2 separate regions of the Mus musculus genome follow, and region 1 is linked to region 2. The links are chromatin contacts, found by Hi-C or POLR2A ChIA-PET in ENCODE. All regions are on one chromosome and are shown on one strand. Each heading gives the region's core, a stretch centred on a gene start or an enhancer-like site at or near the end of the contact. The rest is flanking DNA. Distances are from core to core; before and after follow the strand shown.

Region 1 (6,682 bases), core at 3,265-5,764, 37 kb after region 2:
CCAACCTTAAAACTCCTTTTCAGCTTTCCATCAGTAATCCCTGGGATGAATGTTGGTAGATGGGAGCCATGGGTAAGCTCTACCCTAATGGCTATGCCAAATATCCTGTAGCTGACCTACATGTCTCTTGATAGCTTGTCCCTGCCCCAAATCAGTCTTCATCCATGTTAATATTCATCAACAGGAAAATCAATCTCAGAAGGAGCTCCAAGCTACCCTTTCCTGGCAATGATACATCCAGTATGGCAGCTGACATCTGTCCCCTAACCACCCACCCTAACTCCTCCCAATGCTTTTCCTGTGCTTCTCTTTTCTGAATGGATTGGCAGCTGTTCCCATTAACATTTCTTTTCATGAACTCCCTGGATCCTTACCCACAGGAAAATCACAAGACATTCCTTCCTTTGATCTACCCTCTCCCTTTGCCTGGTAGGACTCTCCTCAAGACTCCATCCTACATGCATGTGTCCATTACCAAACCAATATGTGCTAAATCCCCCCTCACCCCTCGTGCTCTTTTCTGGTGCGGAGGCACTACAGGTTCCTGCATAAGCCTCCCTTTTCAAGGTTCCTACACCCCTGTATTGATTGTTCCCCAGGTTTATCTTTACAAACCTGAAGAACTCGCCTTACAGCTGGGAGGAGCTCAGAAGAAGAGAGAGATCTTCATCCCTCGGCTGGTCAGATTGGGGCTCTCTGTCTCACTAGGCATAGCAGGAACCACTGGAGCAGCCCTCGTCCAAACACACCTTCTGTTCAGTGACTTCCAAGACAAACTTGGCCAGTCAATGGCCTCCACTGCAGACACCCTTGAGTCCTTTCTATGCCAGATAATGTCCTTAGCAAGAGTTGCTCTTCAAAACCTGAGTCTCAGCCGGGCGTGGTGGTGCATGCCTTTAATCCCAGCACTCAGGAGGCAGAGGCAGGTGGGTTTCTGAGTTTGAGGCCAGCCTAGTCTACAAAGTGAGTTCCAGGACAGCCAGGGCTACACAGAGAAACCCTGTCTCAAAAAACAAAAACAAAAAACAAACAAACAGACAATCAAACAAAAACCCCGAGGACTTACTGACTGCTGAACAGAGAGGGACACGCATTTTGCTAGGGGGAGAAATGTTTCTTCTATGTCAATGAATCCGGGCTGGTAGAACAAGGCATACACATGCTCAAAGATCTTAGGGGAGATCCTCAGGCACACTATGCTACCCACACCCCTACCTTACGGTACTTACATCCCTTGGTAGCTTGACTTCTTCCCCTCCTTGGTCCCACACTAGCCATTGGAGCCCTGGCACCTTGACTTACCCGATTTCTAAAACTGCACATGAGTATCATTAAAAAGATCACTACTAATCAGGTTTTGTTTCGATGCCAAACCATTTCCAATACAGGAGACAGTTAATTCAATGACACTTCTCCTTTATATTACCAAAAAGGAGTTGTGGGGCAAGTTAAATGTGCCACCAGACAGAAGAACTGGTAAGGCTGAGTGAGCTCAGATTCCTGGAATCTCAGAGACTTGAGATCAGCAGGAGTCCAGCCACACCCTATCCATATTTGTACCTGCCTAACCATGACACCCCACTGAGAGAACCAGGCAGTCAGTCAGTCACATAGGCAACACTGACGTCCTTTCCCATGCAAATAGAGCATCACTCTATATCTCACACTGAGCCAATAGGAAACATCTACCCTTAAATCCCACCCCACCCATCAATGTTTATATAGTCTCTGATCACAAGGAATAAAGCACACAAGTTATTTGATGGAGGACTATCTGAGAGTGACTGTTTTTACTGAGCTGTAACACTTGGGGAAGAGTTCTCTCACCCGAAACATTTATCAATGACCTTGGACCTGCCTAACTGGCCAGACCCGTGTCTCTGCTGCCCCAGCTGCCCCAGCCACCCCTGCCTCTGGAGCTGGTGCGGCTGGTGGTAGCTGATGAGAGACCGAGAAACTCGACTACCTGCCCTGAGCCTGCCCAAACCTTCTTGTTTCTCTTCTAAGAGCTGTAACACTTTGGGTATTCCGGGCCAGACCAGAGCCTGGTGGAACATATTTGTGTCCCAATTCTCTTCGCTCTCTCGACAGACAGAGGACATCAACTATGACTTACAAATGAAAGTGAAGTCTGTGATTTCTAAAAGAATCAGTTGCAGACTCTAAGTGCATTTTTGGAACTGTTATTTAGGCTGCTTTTTATTAGTAGCAACTATGATATTTCAATTAAAATGGAAGAAATACTTTTAAAATGAGTCTTTTTTTTTTAAGACACACGTTTAAGTTCAACTTTTGGATCTGTGAGTGTTAATGCTGACAGTAATGGAGAATACTGTTCCTAATTTGGTAGCTTCAACTTCAGTTGAGTCACATTTCAGAAAGGAAAAAGTGAGCTTAAAGCATAATAATGAAGATTACTTAAAATATGGCTTTATCAAATGTGCAGAGCCCTTTGGAAATGAAAGACATCCAAGTATCGTTTGTAATAATATTCTTGCAAATAAAAGCTTAAAACCTTCCAAAATAAAGGGGTGCTCAGAAACTTAGAATGATGTAGTTAATGGTGAGACAATTGAATGTTTTCAAAGAAAGAAAAAAGACATAAAACTATCAACGTGGTTGTCCTTCTTTTGATAGGAAGGAGTCCTGAGTGTCTTACACAGATGGTGAAGGAATTGTCCCAGCTTATTTGATTCTGGTGTGGACAATTTCTAGTGATGAGTCAGCAGAGAAGCTGAAAATGAAACTTAGGAATAACACAGTAGCTCTTCTAATCTGTAGTATTGCAGAACCATTAGAAATGTTGCTTATTATTCAGTTATAACCCAGGATAGATTTTGCAATCCAGCATGATAAAAAATACCCATGAGGGGAGCCACACAACACTATTAAAGTTTATGTAAAATGTGTGTGTGGAGAAGATTTTATGGAAGATATTTTTGCTTTTTAAATTTAACCTCACATCTGAGTCTTTATATAATTTTAAAGAATTAGAAAAGCATATATATGGTCAATATCAAATAAGCTGGAAAGTTACAAATGATCACAAGAGATGGAGCAGCAAGTTCCACTGAGAACACAGAGGTGAGCTAACACTACGCTAGAAATGGCTAGCAACACACTTGCAGTTTCTGTGTCATCTGCTGAGTTGCTTTCCCGTCCAGAGAAATTCCACAGGTTGTCACAGAAGTATAGAAAGCGCAGTGAAAAGTTTCCCTTTGACAAGGAAGCCCACTGAGTAGCTGATCTCTTGAAACATTTGATTCAGATATTGGAATTACTCATACTGACCTGCTCTAGCACAACACAGTATGTTGGGTTTTCCCAAAAGAAAGTAGTTGGCGGGGCTTAGGAATTCAGGAAAGAAATTCACATTTTCCTCACAGGAAAAAAAAATCTCACTTAGGAAATTGTTTTTGAAAATGATCTTTGTGTAACAATCTTGGCATATTATAGTGATTGGTTTTTTGGGGGTTTTGGGGACTTTTGGGGTTGCTGTTTATTTACTTTTTTTGGCAATTTCTTTTTTAAAGAAAGATTTTTTTATTTACATTTCAAATATTATCCCCTTTCCTGGTTTCCCCTCTGAAAATTCCCTCTCCCCTCTCCCCTCCCCCTGCTCCCTAACCCTCTCACTCCCATTCCTGGTCCTGATATTCCCTTATACTGGGGCATAGAGCCTTCACTACCATGCAAGGCAATCATCACAGAACTCCAGAATATGAGTGTAAACATCTCTAATGGGTATTTTGGCTTCATTGGAGTTATCCTTTGGTCTTCAAAAATTCACATCCATCCTACATGATAAATTCCTTTACCTAACCTACCGTCCCCTACAATTATGAACTTATTTTAGTATCAATTCAAGTCCCCAAATCTCACATCTAAACTGCCTAAATTACAAAGGAGTGTAGCTCTGACCGTACTGTATTCTCAGACAAAGTTATCTGTGAGCACTTGGAAAACTAGAAAACAAGCCCTGTGCTCCAGAATCCATGGGGCAGGTGTAAGTGATGCCTGTGGACGATGTCCCTCACAAAGGAAGAAAAGGAAAGACAAAACAGGCACCAGTCAGTCACATCCAGAGTCCACCCAGACAAACTCCCTAAGAGTCAACTTAGGAATGGCATGTGATTCTTGTCTGTGCCCTTGTGCCTTCGGCTTTTCTCAAAGCCATCAATTTTCACTAAGGGTAGCACATGTCTCTCCTGGAAAGACTGTGTGAACCAGGACAGAATTTAAGTTTGCTTAGGGCTCACATGGTAACAGATTTCTATAGAGGTGTGTGTGTGTGTGTGTGTGTGTGTGTGCGCGCGCGCGCTTCAAATTCCCATTCCCTTTGGGGTCCCTCCACGAGGCGTCTTTTGCCAGGCAATGCCCTAAGTTTAATTTCTGTCGTAATGGAAGAGGAAAGAGGATGGGAGGTGGGCTGGCTTGGCATCTGGATGAGTCCTGCCAAAGCTCAGCTAAGGGGAACCGCCTCCTCAGTGGAAGAGGAACTGGGAGGAGTCCAAGAGGCCACGGGCTAGAGGAATCAAAGTCTTCTTGATGGCTGTCCAGGGAGGCCTGTTGTCTCTGTGGCTGTGGCTATGGCTGTCCTTGCTGACAGTGCTTCTGGGGGCAAGAGCGCGGTGGACAGGGGAGGGTACCACTCCTCACCTCCAGAGCATCTTCCTGGGCCGCTGCGCAGAGTACACCACGCTGCTGAGCCTGGGGTAAGTGCTAAGCCAGACAGTGAAAAGGCAGAAGGGTGGGGTGAGGTGAGGGCTTTGGAAAGTCAGGTGGAGGGACTAGCGGGACTCCATGCAGGTGATGTGTATGTAGGTGATTCTTAGGGACAAGATCCCCTGTGCAGGGGATTTCCAGACCCGGGAGGAAACTGCTAAGGCTGCCCCTGTGGGTGTAGAGGTGAGGAGAAAGCTGTAATGCGACACCAGTCTAGAGGTGAATTTGAGTGAAAGAGCCTTGCCTACTATCAACAACTGCCAGTTTGGGTATTTTGAGCACCACTTGGGAATTAGCTCCCCTTGTCCCATCTAGAGGATTCTGGTTCCCCCTACCTTGTGCACACTGTGTTTCCTATTGAAATAATTTCCTTCTCTGGATCTGCTTTTTTGTGTTGTTACACCACTCTTTCTCATGCCAGTTGTTTTTAATTGGGATGCAGCTCAATAAAATAAAATGAGAGAATAACATAAGAAGTCAGGTTGGTCATTGTCACCAAAGGTAGGACAACATGACCATTGCTATAGAACGTGATTTTGAAAGGCGTCCTGGACCTCAGGAGTGAAAACTGGCCCCAGAAGCCACTCTGACTCAGTAGAGGAAACTGCTCCCAACACTTGGCATCCACTCCTATCTTCCCAAGTCTTGCCTCCTGACTTGACCTCAGTGGGCCCAGAGACTCGCCCTCTAATGAACCTGAACAAGGAGCTCCACTCTTGTGTCTTAATGAATAGGCGAAAGCCAGAGGTGTGGTTCAGTGCTAGAACAGTTGACTACATGATACATGTGCAGTACCTCCACCACAGACAGAGGGGGGGGAAGGGGGAGGGGAGGGGAAGGGGGAGGGGGAGGGAGAGGGGGACGGAGAGGGAGGGGGGAGGGAGAGGGAGAAGGAGAGTTCTGAAAACCAGAAGTTTCCTGGTTTATTGACATTGAAATTGTCACTTTCTAGCATCACTTTTATCTGTGGCCTTGTCTGCTTCTGTCATAAGTCTGGAGGTGGGGATGGGGTAGGGGACTGCTTTCCTTAAACTGGAGAACTCTGTTTTGTTGTGTGCACAGAATGTGTGTGTGTGTGTGTGTGTGTGTGTGTGTGTGTGTGTGTGTATGTGTGTGTGTTGTGCCTGTGCCCACAGAGAGGAAGACAGCCTACTCTATCATTTTCTGTCTTAGTCTGGAAGCTAGAGTTAGGCTAGTGGCCAGCAAGTCCCAGTCATCTTCCTGTTTCCACCTAATACAATGCTGGGGTTAGAGGCACCGGCAGCCATATGGGCAGGGTTGGTGGGTGATGAACTCAGGTCCTCTTGCCTATGGCACAAGCGGCCTTACCCTCCGAACTGCGTCTCCAGTTCTGACCGGCACTTTTTTGTACAGGAACAAAAACTGCACAGCCATCTGGGAGGCCTTCAAGGGGGTGCTGGACAAGGACCCCTGCTCTGTGCTCCCCTCAGACTATGATCTCTTCATTAACCTCTCCAGGCACCCCATTCCTAGGGACAAGGTAAGGACAGATCCTTCAGCTATGGACCAAAGTGTCATTTTTACATCTATGCTGCCTTTTGTTTCTTCCTACGTCTTTGTTGAGGAAAAGCAGAAACATAATTCAAAAATTATGCTGGTCAATGAACTAAGCAAATAACGTATTGAAATCCTTCTGTTCCTGGTGTTGCTGCATTAAGGGTTAAGGGTCTGACATAAACAGCAGTTCTTGTAGCCCTTCCAGTCTACAAAGAGACTGGACTACTGAGGACCAGATGAGCCAGTGACCAAGAATGTTGTTGTACGTGCAGCGTGGAGACACTATTTATCCTGGAAGGTTCCAGGTATGCTGTGAAGAATTCGGTGTTTTGAAGCACTGTTCGCTCCAGGAAGGGCATTGTGCAATCGCATACCTTCCTAATCAGAGCTACGGAACAAGGCCTACGGCTTCTGGTCCTCCTTTTCCACAGCTAGAAAC
Region 2 (7,709 bases), core at 3,229-5,728:
GTAGAAAAATGGGGGTACAGGGGGAAGAACCTGACCATAAAGCTACATTCAAGTTTCAGAGAGTAACCTATTCAATTTTGTGTTTACTTTCAGCCTTGCTTGAAAAACTTAGGCTCCCTCTAACTGCTTTCACCACTAATTTTTTTAGGTAAGGGTGGTTGGTGTTTTGTCTGCATGGATTTATATGCACCACATGCATATCTGATGCTAATGGAAGATAGAAGGGAACATTAGATTCCCTAGAACTGGAGTTAGAGTATTGTGAATTAGCATGTTGGTACTGGGAATAGAGCATAGGTCCTCTGGAAGAGCAACTTCTGCTCTTAGTTGCTAACCCATCTCTCAAGCCTCTCCCCAACTTTTTTGTAACTCAGGTATATATATAAATTGTGAGGTGGTGGTGGCACACACCTTTAATCCCAGCACTTGGGAGGCAGAGGCAGGCAGATTTCTGAGTTCAAGGCCAGCCTGGTCTATAAAGTGAGTTCCAGGACAGCCAGGGCTATACAGAGAAACCCTGTCTCAAAAAAACAAACAAATATATATATATATATATATATATATATAGTGTGTGTGTGTGGTGGGGATCTCTATAGGAACCACGTAACTGTTCTCAGAAGTCAACTCAGCAACTACTCCCAGTGCTTGCTGTGTACCTTCTTCTGTTTGCTCCCACTGCACTTTTTGGATTTCTGTATTAGCACAGATGATAGTGCATATGAAACTGATATGAAACTGTGATCTCCTGAGGAATAGCAATCAGGCCTCACAATGCCAATAGAAACTACTACAGGGCAGACAGAAAAGAACTAATGGAAATAAGTGTTGAGGATTAAAGGGAATACTAGAAATTGTGAAGAAAATGGAGCAAGGATTACCTACCATTTGCCTCCAATTTTTACTACACATAATCCAATCTGCAGGGTCAGTGACTTATGAAACAAGACTCTTGTTACAAAACAAATCAAAAGCTATCTCAGCTTCTGATGAAGAAAATTAAGCTGAGAGTCTTAAACCTGATTTGGGTAGTTCTGAGTCTCTATCACTATCTTAATAAGCTCTCCCCTAACCAATCCAGGCCCATGAATCCCCAGCATAAGACAGAAGCAAACAATACTTTTACTTGCTTTGCGCCAAAGGCCTGTGGTCTGCACGGCAGAGATAAAGAACCTTCCCGTAACACCTTTTTCTGAAAACAAACTAACAAAATCAATGAGACAAAAACACCAAAACAAAACAAAACATGTACACAAAACAAAAAACTATGGAGTCTGTTTTCTGTTGGCCAACTACTCCTGGGCATGGGGAGGGTGGTTGATATACCCAGTGACAAGTCATTAGAGAAACCTATCACTTGTAAATTACTACTACATCAGTAGATTCAGACTCTGAACCCACTTTCCCTTCTCCCTGCTTGTTGGATTTTGTCTGGTTGACCTTTTTATATGAGAAAATCTACAGGCAACACATTAAACTATTATACAGCAATTGTTAACATAATCTGTAACCACTAAAGAATAATGCATTGCTCAAATAATAGAACAACTGATTTGATGCTCCTAAAGAAATCATTTTATAAATATATAAGTTCAATAATGGGAATAAAATTGAAATCTTTATAGTTTCTGGACATTCAGATTGATATCCTTGACCTACACAGCTAAATGAAAGGACAAGCCTTGAGAGAACAAACCAGTCAAAACCACTCTTAATCCTTCAAGGCTACTACTCTGCCATCACAAACGTGCATTTTCCCACTCTTCACTTGCAAAGACATCCAGATTACCTTCTACTGGCCATGTTAACCCCGAGAAATGATGAAAATGCCTGTGTAGTTCTTTTTTCTCAACTAAATTACTTTGATCATAGTTAAGAAAACTGGAATTTTAGCACTCTTGATGAATATATGTGATAATCTCATTAACTATATTCAACTAATTCAGAATTAGTGATTTTCTGTACAGTGTTGGTGATAAATCAGTGGCAATTTTGACCAAAGCTATACCAAATTAAAAATGCTTTATTAAATTAGTTTATGCAATAGGGAATATTTAACTACTGAGAATAATCTTATTTGACTTGTTTTTTTTTTTTTTTTTTTTAAAGTCAACTGCAGTTTCAAAATTTATTCAAACATTCTCAAAAAGGAGACACAAAATTACTGTGCCCGGGGTGATGACAAATGCCTGTAGTTCTCGAATCTAGAAGGAAGATCAGGAGTTCAAGGACAGCCTCTGAAATACAGTGAGTTCTCAAGGCCATCCTGTATTACGGGAGATTCTACCTCAAAAACAGTATCAGAACCAAACCAACCAAAGTATAATGACCAACTTCCTCATTATTTTAAAAAAGAGACTGGGTACTACATTACAAATTTTGATTATTTGGGAAGGTCATAATCCTTTGACAATGTTAAACATCTTAAGAAATATTAGCCTTTAATCCCAGGACTTATGAGGCAGAAGCAGGCGGATTTCTGCGTTCAAGGCCAGCCCGGTCTACAGAGTGAGTTCCAGGACAGCCAGAGCTACACAGAAAAACCGTATCTTGAAAAACCAAAAGAAAAAAGAAAAAGAAAAAGAAAGACAGACACACAGATAGACAAGCCTGGTATGGTAGCTCATACCTTTAATCCCAGGCAGAGGCAGGCAGATCTCTGGGAATTCAAGGTTAGCTGGCTCTATAGAACAAGATCCAGACACAGGAAAAACAAAACAAAATAGAAGGAAAAAGAGAAGAGATATAGAAAGCACCAAGGAAGATGTACACATTGACAAAATTTCGCCCATATTACCAGGGAGTCTCTGGACTACCTCTCCCCAAAACTAGCCATTAGTCTTCACTTCATTTCCCTTTTGCTTTTTTGAGAAATTCCTGAAATTAAAGGGTAGTGCAATGAAAAAAAAAATCAAAAGGCAGGGAGATTACAAACAACACAACCACTAAATGAGAACTACCGCGAGTATACATACTCTTCTGCTCAAGGCTTAGCCAGTCCTTAAGCCTCCCCTGGGAAGGTGGTACTCACCATTGCTGGGCCCCACTCTCACTGAGAGCTCTAAACTGTACTTGACATCTGGGTTCTATGCTCAGAGATTCCAATTTGAGTTAGGGTTCAGCCATCAGGATTTTAACAGCAAGCTTGGGCAACCAAGTAGTGTGAGCCATGAGCCTATGGTCTTGGTGTTTAAAGGTCCACTGGCTTAGGACTAACTGGGTTTGAGTTTATTGGTTTGTTTGTTTTTCTTTTCCCAAAATGGAGGGAGAGGACTGTGCAGCCAAGATGCTAAGATCCTACACTTCAAATTGCTGGTCTTCCCGTGGCCTACCAGGGAAGACATTGGCCTCCTTCCTAGCACCTCTCCAGATTGAAAGACAACTCTTGTTTGCTGTTAATAGTGGTGCTAATTCCACGTAATCTCTGATAATTCAATTTATTTTTACGTTTAAGTTAATAATTACTTAACAGCTATTTATTTGGTTCACCTTTTTTGCAAAACATATGACTGCCCAGAATTTACTCATATATGATCTTCCGAACATAAAGTGACAATTCAGAGTTTTCAGCATCATTAGAAAAAGGTTCCCAACTCATCTTCACAAGAGTGCTTCTTCAACTTCGGCTACACCCATTAAAAGTCCAAAGTGAGTTCCACTGCAAGGCAACTTTTCCTAGGGGCCCCTCTCATTTGCTTCCAGTAAAAAGTCCAACAGAGGAACAAATTCTACAAGGAATAAAGTATCCAGGAAAAATAAAAACTGGAAGGAAAAAAAGAGTAACCAGGAAAGAGGAGTGCAGGTCTTCCCAGTCCGTGTACCGGGCTTGTGTACGGAACCAAACCAGTGCAAAGCAGGCAGGTAAAATAAGCCTGCTCCAGGGGCTGCAAGACGCTGCCTGTGGAGCCAGGAAGCAAGTCAAGAGGTCCAGAGAGAGGATGCAGTGTTTGCAGAGCGACTAAAAGAGCCCGAAGGGACCGGGCGAGCGGTGCTGTGGCTGCGAGTAACCGCAGAAGCGGCCTGCGGACGGGGAGCGGGCACCCCGCGGGCGGCCGAGCCGGACGGCCGGGAGCGCCCCTCACCCCGGCACAGGTCAGTCCCGCGAGCGCTCGTCCCAGGCCGCGGCCAGCGCGGGCTCCCGGGACCCCGGTGGGAAGGTTCGGGAGCCGCGCGGGTGCCGGGGCGCGGGCGACGGGCTCGCGCGGCGCCAACGCGGGGGTTGCGGGAGGCACGCAGGCCAGGCCTCCCGGAACCCGGCCGCTCCTCCGCGGCCGCCCTCCGCCCCGCGCTCCTTTACCTTGTCGCAGTAGCGCCCCACCAGCTGCTTCATCCGCCAGTGCGGGGCGGTGAAGACGTCCACTTCATCGGGGAAGGGCGCCATCGCCACTGCCTCAGCGTCCGCCTCAGCAGCCGCGGCCGCCGCCTCTCCATAGACACCCTCGCCGCGGGGCAGAGGCGGCGCGCCCCCCTGCGCATGCGCCCGCCCCGTCGGCGCGCGCGCCCGGGCGGTTCCGCGGGGCCGTGACGCGGGGGCGCGCGGGCCGCCGCCATGCGGTGCCGCGGCCCACGTGACCGGCGCGCGCGCTGAGGCGCCCAGAGCTCTCTCCTCCGGTGGGCATGGTCGTCCCTGGTCCCTTGCGTTACATCTCTTAAAAAATCGCACTGTCCCAGGGCGAGGGTCTTCAAGGGCGCTTCTCCGGGTGCCTGGCCTTGAGGCAGGGACCTGCGTGACCAGATCGAGCCTGCGTGCTCTGGACGGGCGGGCTGTGCGCGCGCCGAGCCCTCAGCCGCCTTTGCTGCCTCGTTCGGGTTTTGCTAGGCCTGGGATGCTGGCTCTGGGCCTAGCATGGCCTCTCCCCTGCGGCTGAGAGCTGGGGACCTGGCAGCCCCTCCTCACCCCTCCTGGCACGGAGCAGAGTGGGATGGTGGCCCTGGGGAACTGGAAACACCAGAGGGAGGACCAACACCTCAGATCAGGAACGACAGTCCCAGAGCGGCCAGATGAGCCTGCGGGGGTTTGGGGGGGGTGGGGGGGGCGGGGAGCCATCATGGCTGTCTAGTAGGGAGAGAGCCTTAGCACAAATCCCGCCATTTTAAGCCGAGGAGGCTCAGACAGGAAGAAAGGGCCATAAATGAGGTCACTGCCTAGAGAAAGGCCAGTGCACGTCACCTGTCCTCATCTAAGCCCTCCAGTAGACTTTTCCCAAGTATCAGAGCCGGCTCTCACCCCGTGGCTTTAGAATTCGTGGAAAAATGGGAGAAACACGGGCAAGGCTGAGAACCTGGGAAGGGTGTGTCGTTTTCTCAACAACCATAAACTTTGAACAGTAAGCAGAAGATATGCTACATTATTCACCTTTGTATTTCCTACCCCAAATTCATGTCAATGGTTAAAAGGAACCAGACTCTCAGAAAATGAATAAAAAGATACTTCTATTAGTGCAGCTAGTTCTGGTTACCTTTTGATATTAACATGCAAATTGAGCTGGAAAACAGACTCTGGAGATGAAGCTTAGGTTCATGGTTTCACCAAACTCTAGTTGTACTAACCTTGGAGAGCGACCTGACTTCTGTGTTCTGACCGCAGTATTCTCTTATGTAAAATGAGATGAGGGGAATAAATAACCTACTTCATAAGATTTTAAGGAAAACGGAGTACGTGTATTTTTGAAGTGCTAATAGGAATACCTCATCACGAATACTCCCTGTAAACAATGTTAGAGAAAACAGCTATGACAAAGGAAATTAAGACATTGCCCAGGATTTCACAAATCAGTACATAAAATTCTGGCCAAATGTATCTAGATCTGACGATAAGTTTGTTCCTGTGTACTGTATTAGTTGGAACAAAGAGGTGACTGAAGAAAAAGAAAAAGAAAACAACAACAACAAAAATAGCTTACAGAACTGATAAGTCTTGACAGATTTCTCCCTCCCTCTCCACCCCATTATTCTTCTTTCCTCTGTTCCCTTCTCTGTTTCCCTCTTTTCCCCTTCTTTTCTCCGCTGTTTAAGCAGGGCTTTGCCTCCATATTTTTAACAATTCTCAAAAGACATTTGCTAACCCCTCATTTGTTATATCCTAATCTTTCACTCTAGCCATCTTGGAATATAGACTCCGACTTCAGTGTACCAGTTACATAGAGCTATATGAAGAGATTTTCCTCAGTAGCTGGATCAAGAATACCAGAATAAAGAAAGAATGAGGGATGCACCCAGCATCCTTGTGATTTTTCTCATATTAACTATAAATACATCATATTATATATGCCTCATTTAGTAGGTGTATAACAACAAAAATAGTCACCTACAAACTGAGTTTCACTATAACCTGGATTGGAAGGATTATAGTCCACTAAGAAAAAATACAGCTACTTTGGAATTTGGCTATTTCACAGGATTTATTTCAAGGACTAAAATGAAAGAAATAAGCGATTTTAAAAAATAAGGCCTATGAGTCATTTTCCCTCTCAAGGAAGCTGTTGACATTATCCCCATGGGCCAAGTAAAGATCAGTCAATCATCTGGCTATAGATATGACTAATTCACGTTGAACTTCAGCCTAAGAGACAAGACTAACTAATGTTATACTGTTGCTCTAAGTTCCTACAATCACAACAGATTTGAATTGCTACTAAAGTCCAGTCTAGCAGGTTAGTCATCTCTCTGTGACCCCTTTAGGTATGACAACAGAAACTCTAACAGACCACCTATCCACTTATCCCCACAAAGGGGCTGGGTAATATCACTGCCATGAAAAGCCTCATTCTTGGATTGGTGACTTTTTCCCCCTCACTCTTAATCTTATAGGAAGTAAACATGAAGCGGAGGAAGGTGTCAAATTGTTCTCTGGAAAACTGAAAATACACTGACAGAAGGCATTTCCCAGAATTTCCCAACAGTATTTGTGAAGACTTGAGGAAGAATTCCTAGTCAGAATCAGCCAATTCTAAGGCATATAACTTTACTTGAGTATATGACCTAGTACTGTCCCCACCAGAGGGTTGACTTTGAAAAGAAGTACTGACAACAAGGTTGCCATTATAAAACAGAATCATGAGCTCAGTACAGTACTAGAGTTGATCATTGCCGTTATGAAAGGGAAAAAAAAAAAAGCTAATCAGGGCTAGTGAGAGCCTTCAGCAGTTAGGAACACTGGCTACATCTCCAAAAGACCTGGGTTCAATTCCTTGACCTTCATGGGCATCAGACATGAATGTGATAAAAAGACATACGTGAAGACGAAACACTCATACACATAAGTAATAACTTTTTAGTGGCCATTCAGCATCTGTTACAATGAGGTAAGTTGATTTTAGAAAGAATTTTGGCACTGGAGAAAGAAAAGATAAAAGATAGCTCATAAGTTGAAATGCAAGACCAAATGTGCTTGGGGTTTTTCCTCATTTTTATATGTAAATAGACCTCAATGCCACTTGTACGCGCACACACACACACACAGAGAGAGACAGAGACAGAGACAGGAGATTCCTCAAGCATTCACTTCCTTTGTTTTAATGAACAAAGTAGACCTATGGGACCTTGGGCTAATACCTTGCCCTCACTTCCTGTGCTGTCTCTTCCTACGGGTCTGTGGAGCAGCTTTGAGTGCTCCAGCCATTTGCCTGTCCCACCATGATGAACTGACTCTACTCTCAAACAGAAAGCCAAACCCTTGTTCCCTTAAGTTGTTTCTTGTTAGATATTTGGTC

What was found. A loop is a pair of places that touch in the nucleus more often than their neighbours do. ChIA-PET counts read pairs that join two places held with the same protein, here RNA polymerase II (POLR2A).
Region 1: a map of v-Abl transformed pro-B cells shows a loop between it and region 2 (4-fold over the local background). The contact joins the promoter of Bst1 here to the promoter of Fbxl5 in region 2. A Hi-C loop is called at or near these places in 4 of 37 maps with a recorded cell type or tissue (Patski, heart and v-Abl transformed pro-B cells). POLR2A ChIA-PET finds 5 or more read pairs at or near these places in 4 of 5 experiments (Patski and embryonic stem cell).

The regions. Positions count from the first base shown.
Region 1 is chr5:43,814,379-43,821,060 of GRCm38, forward strand. Bst1 (bone marrow stromal cell antigen 1) reads left to right here and starts at 4,515. Exons shown (of 9, transcript NM_009763.3): 1 at 4,515-4,715; 2 at 6,100-6,226. The coding sequence starts at 4,549.
Region 2 is chr5:43,777,671-43,785,379 of GRCm38, forward strand. Fbxl5 (F-box and leucine-rich repeat protein 5) reads right to left here and starts at 4,479. Exons shown (of 11, transcript NM_001159963.1): 1 at 4,295-4,479. The coding sequence starts at 4,378.